Regions from separate parts of the Homo sapiens genome. Here region 1 is linked to region 2. The links are chromatin loops, found by intact Hi-C in ENCODE. Cell type or tissue: natural killer cell. All regions are shown on one strand.

The links. A loop is a pair of places that touch in the nucleus more often than their neighbours do. Peaks named below come from ENCODE experiments on the same cell type or tissue, not always from the same donor. Only the 100,000 strongest peaks of a DNase experiment are listed, where the experiment ranks them.
Region 1: a loop joins it to region 2, with 5 times the contacts of the local background. A loop is called at or near these places in 1 of 110 quality-filtered maps.

The regions. Positions count from the first base shown.
Region 1 is chr6:40,406,283-40,411,282 of GRCh38, reverse strand. The region is part of intron 2 of LRFN2 (leucine rich repeat and fibronectin type III domain containing 2); the gene reads left to right. It also overlaps the pseudogene RNU6-250P. Among named protein-coding and RNA genes, the nearest start is that of TDRG1, 30 kb to the right of the region's middle. RefSeq lists an enhancer at 1,274-1,775. In natural killer cell, no CTCF peak of the experiment used is centred here; no DNase peak of the experiment used is centred here; H3K27ac peaks cover 2,686 bases.
Region 2 is chr6:40,475,267-40,480,266 of GRCh38, reverse strand. The region is part of intron 1 of LRFN2 (leucine rich repeat and fibronectin type III domain containing 2); the gene reads left to right. Among named protein-coding and RNA genes, the nearest start is that of TDRG1, 99 kb to the right of the region's middle. In natural killer cell, no CTCF peak of the experiment used is centred here; DNase peaks (open chromatin) are centred at 2,306 and 2,836; H3K27ac peaks cover 1,346 bases.

The DNA of each region.
Region 1 (5,000 bases), 69 kb after region 2:
CCTGCATGTACCCCAGCAGAGCAGGGACGACTCCTCATCAGCCTCACTCCCATCTGCCACCCAGAATGGCCTCTCCCCAGCTGGAGCAGGAGAGGGAGGAGAGTGAGCCAATTTCTGGGGCTTCAGACCCATGCACCTCAATAAACAGTGCTGGAGAGACTCCCAGAAAATTACAGATGAGATAAGTCTGTGATTTACTCACACGTGATTTATTTACATGATTACTTCCACACTAAGATGACAGGCCCATATGGCCATCCTCCAGGGACCCTGGTGTGCAATTAATGGCTCTGTTCTGTGTTCATTGTCCCCATAGGCCCTGGCTGCTCCCAGACTTGGGGCAGGACAGAGGAAGGAGGATAATTACACTGCTGCTTTTAGTAATTCACAGGCAAAATCAGGATGGTGCACCTCTAGGCTAGGCCAGCCCCACCTTAAAGCTCCTGGCTAATGAACAAATCCCATAGGAAGGCTCCTCTGCCCATCTGGCAGAGACCCCAACCCCTAAAACTACCTGTGCCCTCAGGCGGCTCATCTTCTGCCACCAGGAGGGGTCCTGCTGCGAGGTGGGTGGAATGGATGGTGTTAGTCTGTAAGAGATGATAGAAAGATAAATAGAAGATAGACAATAATAAAGTATGTAAGCATTCACTATATATATAAATGATTTATTGAGTATATATTGTATGCCAGTGCTTGGTGTACATTACTTCTGATCCTCATATAACTCTGCAAATTGGGTTTGCAAACTGCTTTTACAAATAAGAAGACAAAAGCTACGGAAAGTTAAGTAAGGGAGTAAAGATATAGTCAATAAATTGTGGAGATGGGATTTGAGCCCAGGTCACTTTGATGCTAACTCCTGTGTGCTTTCGGGGTCAGGGACGTGCTGCTGCCCCTACTTCCACAACCCCAATATCCCATCCCCTTCCTCCTGCCTCCCCCGTGCTCCCATCACCCCTCTTCCAGTGATGTTCTTGTGAAATTCTAGAATGTTAAAAGCACAGAGAAGGAAAGTGAATTGCTCAAGGCTGAACAAGTCATGACAGAGTGGGAGTTAGAGCCTCATCCTCCAGCCTGGACATGAGGATGGCTGGTGGGTGGGGACGGCTCTGCTCCCCCACCCTCCCTCCTGCTGACTCCAGGGTTGGGAGTGCATCAGGACCTTCCACTTGGCTGGACAGAGTGGGGCTTCCCAGCTGCCCACCTGAGACCTCCTGCTATAGGTCGTCACTCTCCCCACCCTTAATTAATTCCTTCCTGAGCAGACTGCTTGTTAGAGACAGAGGTATCCAGGGAGAATCAGCAGAAACACAGCCCAGCGAAGTGCTGAGTGGGCTCCTCCTGACTGCTGGGTGGAAAGGGCAACTCTCCGTGGGGTGAGGCAGCAGGCAGGATGATGCAGCAACTCAGCAGCCGGATGCCCAGCTAGTCTCTCACCAGGGGGTCTGCCTCCAGGCATGCAGCTTGGAACAGCCCCCAAGGAAGTGTCAATAAGTTTCTCGGTCACTCATTCATGCACGAGTGCTGGCTGTCCCCATTATAAAAAATGGACACCTCACATTTATAAATGCTTCACCACTTACATACTGTGTCCAAGTAGATGTGCGTCTTAGGTTTTCCAGACGGTCCTTTGGGGGAGGTGGTAGTGTTCTCATTCCCGTTTGACAGATGAGGAGGCTGAGATTCAGAGAAGCAAAATCCCTTGTTCAAGATTGCTCAGCTAGCAGATGGTGGGGCCAACATTTGAAACTGATCTTCAAATACCAAATGCAAACATCATCATGGCTTCTTTTTATTGCATAAACATACTCTCAGCAGCATACTCTGTACTGAACAAATATCATAGTACTTAATTTTCACAAAGACACCATATGATTGCTGTTACGAACCCATTTTGCAAGTGAGAAAACTGTGAAGGCGAGGCTCAAACATGGGAAGTGACTCACCAGGCATGGCACAGTCAGTAAACCTTCTTCACTAGAGCACAAATTCACCCTGGGGGTCGATACAGGTTCCTTCTTATGATACAGCTTCTGATCTGACAGAGGGAGATGGTTATAATTGAAGGAAAAGGTGGGGCCCCAATGCCCCTCCATGAAATGACTGAGGGCTTCATTTTACCCAGATTTGCTTTATTAAGGGTGCAATAGTTTGAATGCTTGTGTCCTCTTTGAGATTCATAGGTTAAAACCTAATCCTGGATGATAGGATGAAGAAGTGGAGCCTGTAAGGGGTGATAAAGTCATGAGGGCTTGTGGCTACCGAGGGGGCTCTCTGTCTCTCTTGCCCTTCCACTGCTGCCATGTGAGGATACAGAAAGAAGGCCCTTATCAGACCAAATGCTGGCACCTTAATCTTGGGCTTCCAGCCTCCAGTTCTGTGAGAAAATTTTGTTGCTGTTTTTTAAAAATATAAATTATTCTGTGGTATTCTGTTAAGCAATACAAAGAAACTAAGACAAAGTGTTACTGTTGACTTCACCATTGGCATTGAAACAAAATACAGTGTTTACCATTCCTTCATTTATTGCCAGGCACCCCTAGCATTTAACACACTTTACCTCATTTAGTCCTGACTATATTCCTACACAGTAGGTACTAGTGTTCCTATTTAACTGAGGCAGAGGGTAAGTAATCTGCCTAGGGTCACGCAGCTAGTCATTGCTAGAGCAGGATTTGAACCCAGGCCCAGCTGCTGTGAACCACCATGCTGGATCTTCAGCGACTTCTTCCCAGGCATTTGATTCCTGCCAACTTCTGCTCTGGAGTTGCTCTACTCTTCATCCATTGGGGCACATGTAGAATAGCATCAGATGGCCAGGGGTTCTTTCTACCCCTCCCCAAATGCTGTCTCCTTCCCCAGATCTGACAGGACCACCCAAGCCCATAGACAATAGAACCAAGAAGCCCCTGCCGAGGGTGACTGCCACCCATATGTTCATCAGCCTCCCTGAAGTGACACATCTATTTCCAACAACCTCTCCTCTTCCTGCTCACCTGGTAGAATTGGCTTTGCGATATTTTTTGCCATTTTTTATTGTAAAATATACATAACATTTACCATTTTAACCACATTTGAGTGGACAGTTCACTGGCACTAAATACATCATATTGTTGTGCAGTCACTGTCACCATCCATTTTAGAACTTTTTCATCACCCCAAACTAAAACTCTGTACTCACTAAATAAGAATTCCCCATTCCTCACTCCCCCCAGCACCCAGCAACCACCCTGCTACTTTCTGTCTCTATGAATTTGACTACTCCAGGTCTTTTATATAAGTGGAATCACACAAGATTCACACAAGTTGTAGCATGTACCAGAATTTCATATAAAATGCTTCACAAATTTGCTGTCATCTTTCTGCAGGGGCCATGCTGACCTCTGCATGGTTCCAGTTTTAATGGAAATGCTGCCAAAGAGAGCATACGATAGCATTTTCAAGGAGGCTGGTGCTGGCTTTGCTCCGGGTGATGCCCCCATGAAATTATGGATCTGCCAACTGGCGTGAATGGTCCGACCAGGTTCATCATTAGGTGGTGTTTACTTGGTGTCTGCTGGCTGTTCTAGCGTGACTTGGGCACAGCTGGTGGGGAATCTTCACTTTGCACACGTCTGTGTTTATAACAAGGTATAATTGATCTGACACCTTCTGCATTTTTTCTCCAAGTGATGAGTTGTTGTTGAACAAGCTCTTCTCAGCTCCTCCAGGAGATAAATGACAAGTAGCATCATTGTAGTCATCGCCATTGTGGTACCAGATGACCCAGGAAGGGAGCAGACATGTTTATTCCTATTGTACTTGATTTCTCACACTCACCACAGAAGGCTAGTATTACTCTCCCATTTCACATGTGAGGAAACAGAGGTTCAGAGAGAGGAAAGTCACATGGTCTACAGTCACACATCTGGTCGGGGGCAGAACTAGCCTTCAAAGAGAGATTTCTGTCTGAGTCCAAAGCCTACACTCTTTCCTCTAAGATATGCCAACCCAGTCCCTGGGGGCTGGAAGCTAAGGACAATTAAATACAATTAAATAGAGAAGACTTCTATATCTGTGGAGACCTGAATGAGGACACACACACATACACAGAATGAGAGAGAGAGAGGCAGGCCTTACATGGGCTCAAGAGCTTGCCTGGGTTGGCTGAGCCTGCAGTCGTGGGGACACTGTTTAAGCAATGTGGCTTAACAGCAGTCCTGGGAAAGCACAGGGCCTCTCCATTGACAGTCTGCTCAGTGTGACCACCAGTGGGATGTGGCTTCTAGAGAATCCAGTGTACTTCCAGGGAGGGGGTGGTGTCCACAAGTGTGATGTCTGACTGGGGCAATGTAGGGTCTGACTACTGAGAACCCCCAAAGAGAAGGGCCAAAGACAAACTGACATGTGATCAGGTATGATCAGACGGGGCAGCCTGCCAGCAAACTAGAAACTGTGCTATGAGGAAATGGTTGGAGGAAATGGAAATGTGAATTCTTCAAGGTGGGATGAGAGAGTGGCCTCACAATATGGGAAGCAACAACATGTCCAAAAGAAAGAAACAGGCTTGTTCTGGGCAGCTGTGGGGTTGCATTGGGCTGGTGGGAGGAAGACGCAGTCTGTCAGACCACGGCCCCCATGAGTCACTCAGAGTTGTCCAGAGCTAGGATGACTGCCTGGCATGTCCTGGAAGTGTGTGAGCAGAGGGTGCTGACAGCCAGGTGGGCCTGCTATGGAGGCGCTGATGAGCAGGGGGGCTCTCAGGGTCCTTCTCAACCTGGAGTTCCTAGGATCTGTGCATGGTGAGGGCAGAGGAGAACTGGGAAGAGCAAGCAGACACCTTGGTTAGTCAGCAAGAGAAGTGCCTGGATCAGCGGGCAGGCTGGCCCCAGTGGCCTGCACCAAAACAGACTGCCAGACCTCAGACGGCTGGCCTGCAGAGCTGGCTGTGCACCTGATCCATGAGCCAGTATCCAGCCTCAGGCCTGGATTCACTTCTCTGTCCTCAGTCACAAACA
Region 2 (5,000 bases):
AGCCTGAACTGAACTCCTGGCCAGACAAGTGGAACCAAATCCCAGCTTCATCAATATCTAGCCATGTAAATGGAGCCATCTGGCCTCCATTTCCTCATCTGAGAAACAGGGATAATAATACCCAGTGCTGTATAAAGAGTAAATAAGTTAATATATGCAAAGTTCTTAGAAGAAAGCCTGGTATACAACAAGCATTAAATCAGTGTTCACTTTTATCCTTCCTACTAGGCCATGAGGATTTCGTATAAAGACGTGAAAAGGGGAAATAGATTCGTGTCTGCATTCAAACATCAATTCTCAGGAATCCTTGACATTTTCCTAGAAGTAGGCCTTAGAAAAAAATAACAGGCTTTAAGCCAAAATTATTTTTTCCAAACTTATTTCACAGCAGCACAGATTCTTAGGGCTGGCAGGGCCTTGCGTGCTGGAGAGAAGGAGGAACGTGGCCCAGGCTCCATCCTGGCATGGTCTTCAAACCCCCAAATGGAGCCCATGCCTTGTAGGTGGGCTCTGTGGTGACGACAGGGGAGCCAGCGGCCCTGAGCCCCAAGCCAGTCCTGCCACGAACTTGGCTGGATTCCTGCTGAGTCTCAGCTTGCTTATCTAGAAATTGAGGATCTTCCTTCACGTTGTTTTAGCAAAACCCACTCAGGATTATGCTTCTCCCAGGAAAGGGGACCACAGCAGGAAAGAGACGGGAGGGAGGCTCCTGGAAATTTTAGAAAGTGAGACCCAGAAGGGATCTTAGAAAGTTACTTAGTGGTAACTTAGCAGAAGTAGCTTAGCTGCTCCCCATTTTACTGATAAGGAAACTGAGGCCCCAGTGAGAGAAAGCGACTTGTCTAGTGTCAGAGCTGGCACTAAAACCCTTGTGCCTTGTCTTGTAGGGCCAGTGCCCATGGCACTGCAGCCACTGTCAGCTCAGGAGTGGGAAGCCCTCTTCTGAGTGGTGGTTGCTATGACTAGGCTGGAGGACAGGGAGTCTCCCCAAGTGTGCTTTGGCAAGAGGTTGGGAGAGACATCGCTTCTATTAATTGTGATGAAGATGATGGTGATAGCTGTAACTTATTGAGTGCTGGGTACCAAGCATTCTAAGAGCTTAATATTCACTTAACCTCCTGCGGTAGGAACCATTATCATCTCCCTTTGCAATGAGAAAACTGAGGCACAAGGAAGTGAAGCAAATGCCTAAGGCTTTCTATCTGGTTATGTGTGGGAACTTGGTTTTAAGCCAGACAAAATTTCCGAACCTGTGCCTCAACTATTTGCCTATACCAACTCCTCAGAGTATAATTTTGTACATTTCCAGTCCCTAGAAGCCCAGAGAAGGGAGTGGTGCTAGATTCAATTCAGTTTAACTTCTTTAGTTTATTTGTTGAAACCTACCATGTGATCAGCTGGATAGCCAAAACCACTAGCTGGTTCCAAATTAAATGTATCAATAGAAAATGTATTTCAGAATGTGGCCTCACACACTACACATATGTGCATGTGTGCATACACACACATACACACATGCACATATTGGAAAGGACTGAGAGCATGGTCAGACAGGAAGGAAACCAAATTCAGGATGCCAGAGTACCTAGCTCAAGCCCTGGCTCAGCTACTGACCAACCCTGGGGTACTCAGCAGGTTAATTCACCTGCTCTGTGAGGGGTGGGCTGTCTATACCATTCACCCTTGGATCTCCAGTTGCTCTCACTCCATCAGTGAATGGATTATTTCCTCACTGCTGCTTTCCAGCTGTGTGACTGTGGGCAAGTTGCTCAACCTCACTGTTCCTCAGTTTCCCCCATGTGTATAATAAGGATACTAATTGTACTTACGGGGCTGTTGCAAGGATTAAATGAATGTATAAGGGGCTTAGAGCTTGGCACAGAGTAAACATATACAAATATTAACCATGGTGGTGGTGATAATGGTGGCAATTAATATTATTAGCACTTTTTGTCTATTTGTAATTTGTAAAATGGGCCAATAATAGCATTGGTCTCCTAGGGTTATTCTGAGGACCAAATAAGATGATAGCACAGAGTATGGGCTCAGACCCCAACTCAGGGGTGGAGACAGGAAGAGAAAGCATGTACAGGGCAGCAGGGCACACAGCCATTCCATCTGAGAGGAAGAGGATGGCAGCAGGGGTGCGTCCTGGCATAGCAGGGGACAGGACATTACATCCCCTGGTGCCGGCTTATCCCTGTGGCTTCCCGCCCTGATGCTGCCACTTTGCACATGTGATCCAATCAACTGTCTCTTTAATTATGACACGGAGGAGAAGCCACAAACAGGTTTACCATATTCACGGTTTGCTGCGTCTGTGTTACATCCGGTGTGCATGTAAACAACATCTTGTGGCATTGTCTGATAAATTAAACATCTCTCCTTCCCGAGCTTGGAGAGGAGCGTCGGGTCTCTAAAGAGGGGCACGGATGACTCACCACCATGGCGCTAAAGAGCTTTGCCTGCAGCTCTTTCAGCAAAACACTCTGGAAGGAGCAGGGAGGGGAGAACGCGCTTCCAGCTGGGGTCTCTTTCCTAGGAGGAGACAAGTGGGACAGGATGTGCCCAAAGCTGGCTGCTTAGCTGAGGCCACCAGGGAATTGTTACTGAGGGAAATGGAGCTAACTCTCGCCCATTCCTGCAGCGCCTGCTGGGAAAGCAGGTGATGTGCTGGGAAAACATGCACTCAGCGCCATTCTGGAGCCTCATTTGACCCCTGCCCCAGCCCACCAACAAATCTTTATTGAAAGAACCTGATTTATAACTCACTGTGGCCATCCACTGGCTGTGTGACCTTGTGAAAGACACCTAACCTCTCTGGGTTTTGGTTTTCTCATGGGACCACAGACAACGTAGATAACCTTGTTGAAAGCAGGCAGCCAGGTGTCACCATCCCTTGAGATCCCCATCAGCTCTAGGAGCCATGACCTCTTCCCAGCCAGCCTTCGAGGAGAGCCCTTGACTCAGGAGATGAGCCAAAACTAAGACATCATGAGAACAAAAGGCAGACACTTCTAATTAGAAAACCACCACCAACATGAGTTACTTCCACCCCTCTGATCATCAGACTCACCTGAAGAGCCTTTTAAAAAATATCCAAAATACTCTGGGTCCCATTCCCAGAAATCCCGATGTAATTGATCTGCTGGAAGCCAGGCACTGAATTTTGTAAAACTCCTTGTAAGTCTAATATGTGGTTGGGATTGGAGACTGCTGACCTAGATAATCCATTTCCTGATCATCAAGAGTCGAAGGTGAGTTTAATTAAAGGAGAAGGTGGGAAGAGACTCTGGGGAACTAGATGCCTAAGCTACTTTGTAGCAGGCCTGAGATATTCCTTGGAGTCCAGCCCAGGCAGGCTGGAAATAGGATGCCACTCCTGATTCTACTTGCCAGTGAGTGTGAGCCGGACTGGGGCAGAAGATGTCCATTGGGCCACCAACATCCGAGGCCTGTTCTGGGCTGTGGGTCACGCCTGCTCTCAGGATTGCCCCAGTGTGGTGGCGAAACAGCCAAGTAAAGTGACGATGAGAGGAAGGCATTGTATCCTCTTCCCATGGAGCCTATGCTGGGAATTAAGGGGAGCAGGCAAGTGGAGAGATTAACTCTGTCTGGAAAGTTATAAAGGAGGGCTTCTAGAGACCAAGAGTGTTGAGCTTTGAAGGGTGTATACAAGTTTGCCAGGTGGAAAGCAGGGAATGGGAAACAGCAAGTTTGACCTAGGGGCTACCCCTGCTAACTCAGCACCTATGGGGTTCCCCGTGTACCCAGCTCTGCACCAGGCATTGCTGGAAGTATGGATGGGTGGTGATGCATACACACAAGAGAATGTGGGCCCTGCCTTTCTTACAGTGAGGTTGGGGAGACACAGGTTCAAAGGGAATTCAAGACGGTTTCATACAAAGAGAATTTCTAGTGGCAGCTCCTAATACATCTGTGTTATCAAAGAAAGTTTCTTGGAGGAGATAAGTCTGGAGAAACGTAGCGGCAGACAGAAGGCAGACACCAGCCCAGATAACTTCAATAAATGTGGGGAGGGGGAAAAGGCCTTCATACTTTATAATCCAGGTTCTGGCATGGCCCTGAGTGTGGATGGGGCATGGAAGGCCCAGTCTGACTAAGGTACAGGGTTGTGGCATGGGCTGAACGGAATCAGGCCAGGCTGGAGCCCAGTAGGAAGGGGCTTCCTAGGCCACGCTGGGCCCATCAGACACAATCTAGCCTGGACTACATTCATCCTTATACCAATGCAACCATAACATATAGCTTTTAATATATATTTTAAGGAGGAAAGAAACTAAAGGAAAGTCACACCACCACTCTAGGGCAAAACACTTGGGTGGGATTCTAAATCCTTGGATGCTCTTTCAGGTCCTACCTTTAATTAGCTGTGCATCCTTGGCCAATTCACCCATCCTCTCTGAAGCTCAGTTTGCTCTTCTGTAACCTGGGAAGGGTAGACCCATCTCACAGGCAGCACATCCCAGGAGCATTGTCAGCCTGGACTACATCAAGCATGGTGCCCCCTGGAATTGTACAAGGTGGAATGGCCAAGAGTGAGAAGTCGACAGAGTAGGAAATGTGAAATTGCTTTAAAAGCAGCTGTGAGAAGAGCTTAGTTTTAGGGGAAGGGATGAGGGCTCCCTTCCTCAGCCTCATCATCCCCATTCCATGTACATCATAACATATCTTTCCACTGAAACAAAAACAACTTCTCAGTTTCCAGTGCTGATGGCACAACCTATAGAAGCTGTCTGTGCACCCCTTGAGCACACATCTCATGACACCCCACCAGCCCCTGAGGCCTGGGACCTCGTTTTGCCCTCCCCACACCTTCCTCGCCTGCACACACACAGCTTAGCATCATACAGACGGTGCTTGTCTCTAGTACGGAGTGGAATCCCTCCCAAGCCATCCCCCAAGTCCCTCCTTTTCCATTTTTCCTCCAGGGGCCCTACTGGGCTCACATCCTTGTCTCTCTTCCCTGCGATGCTCTC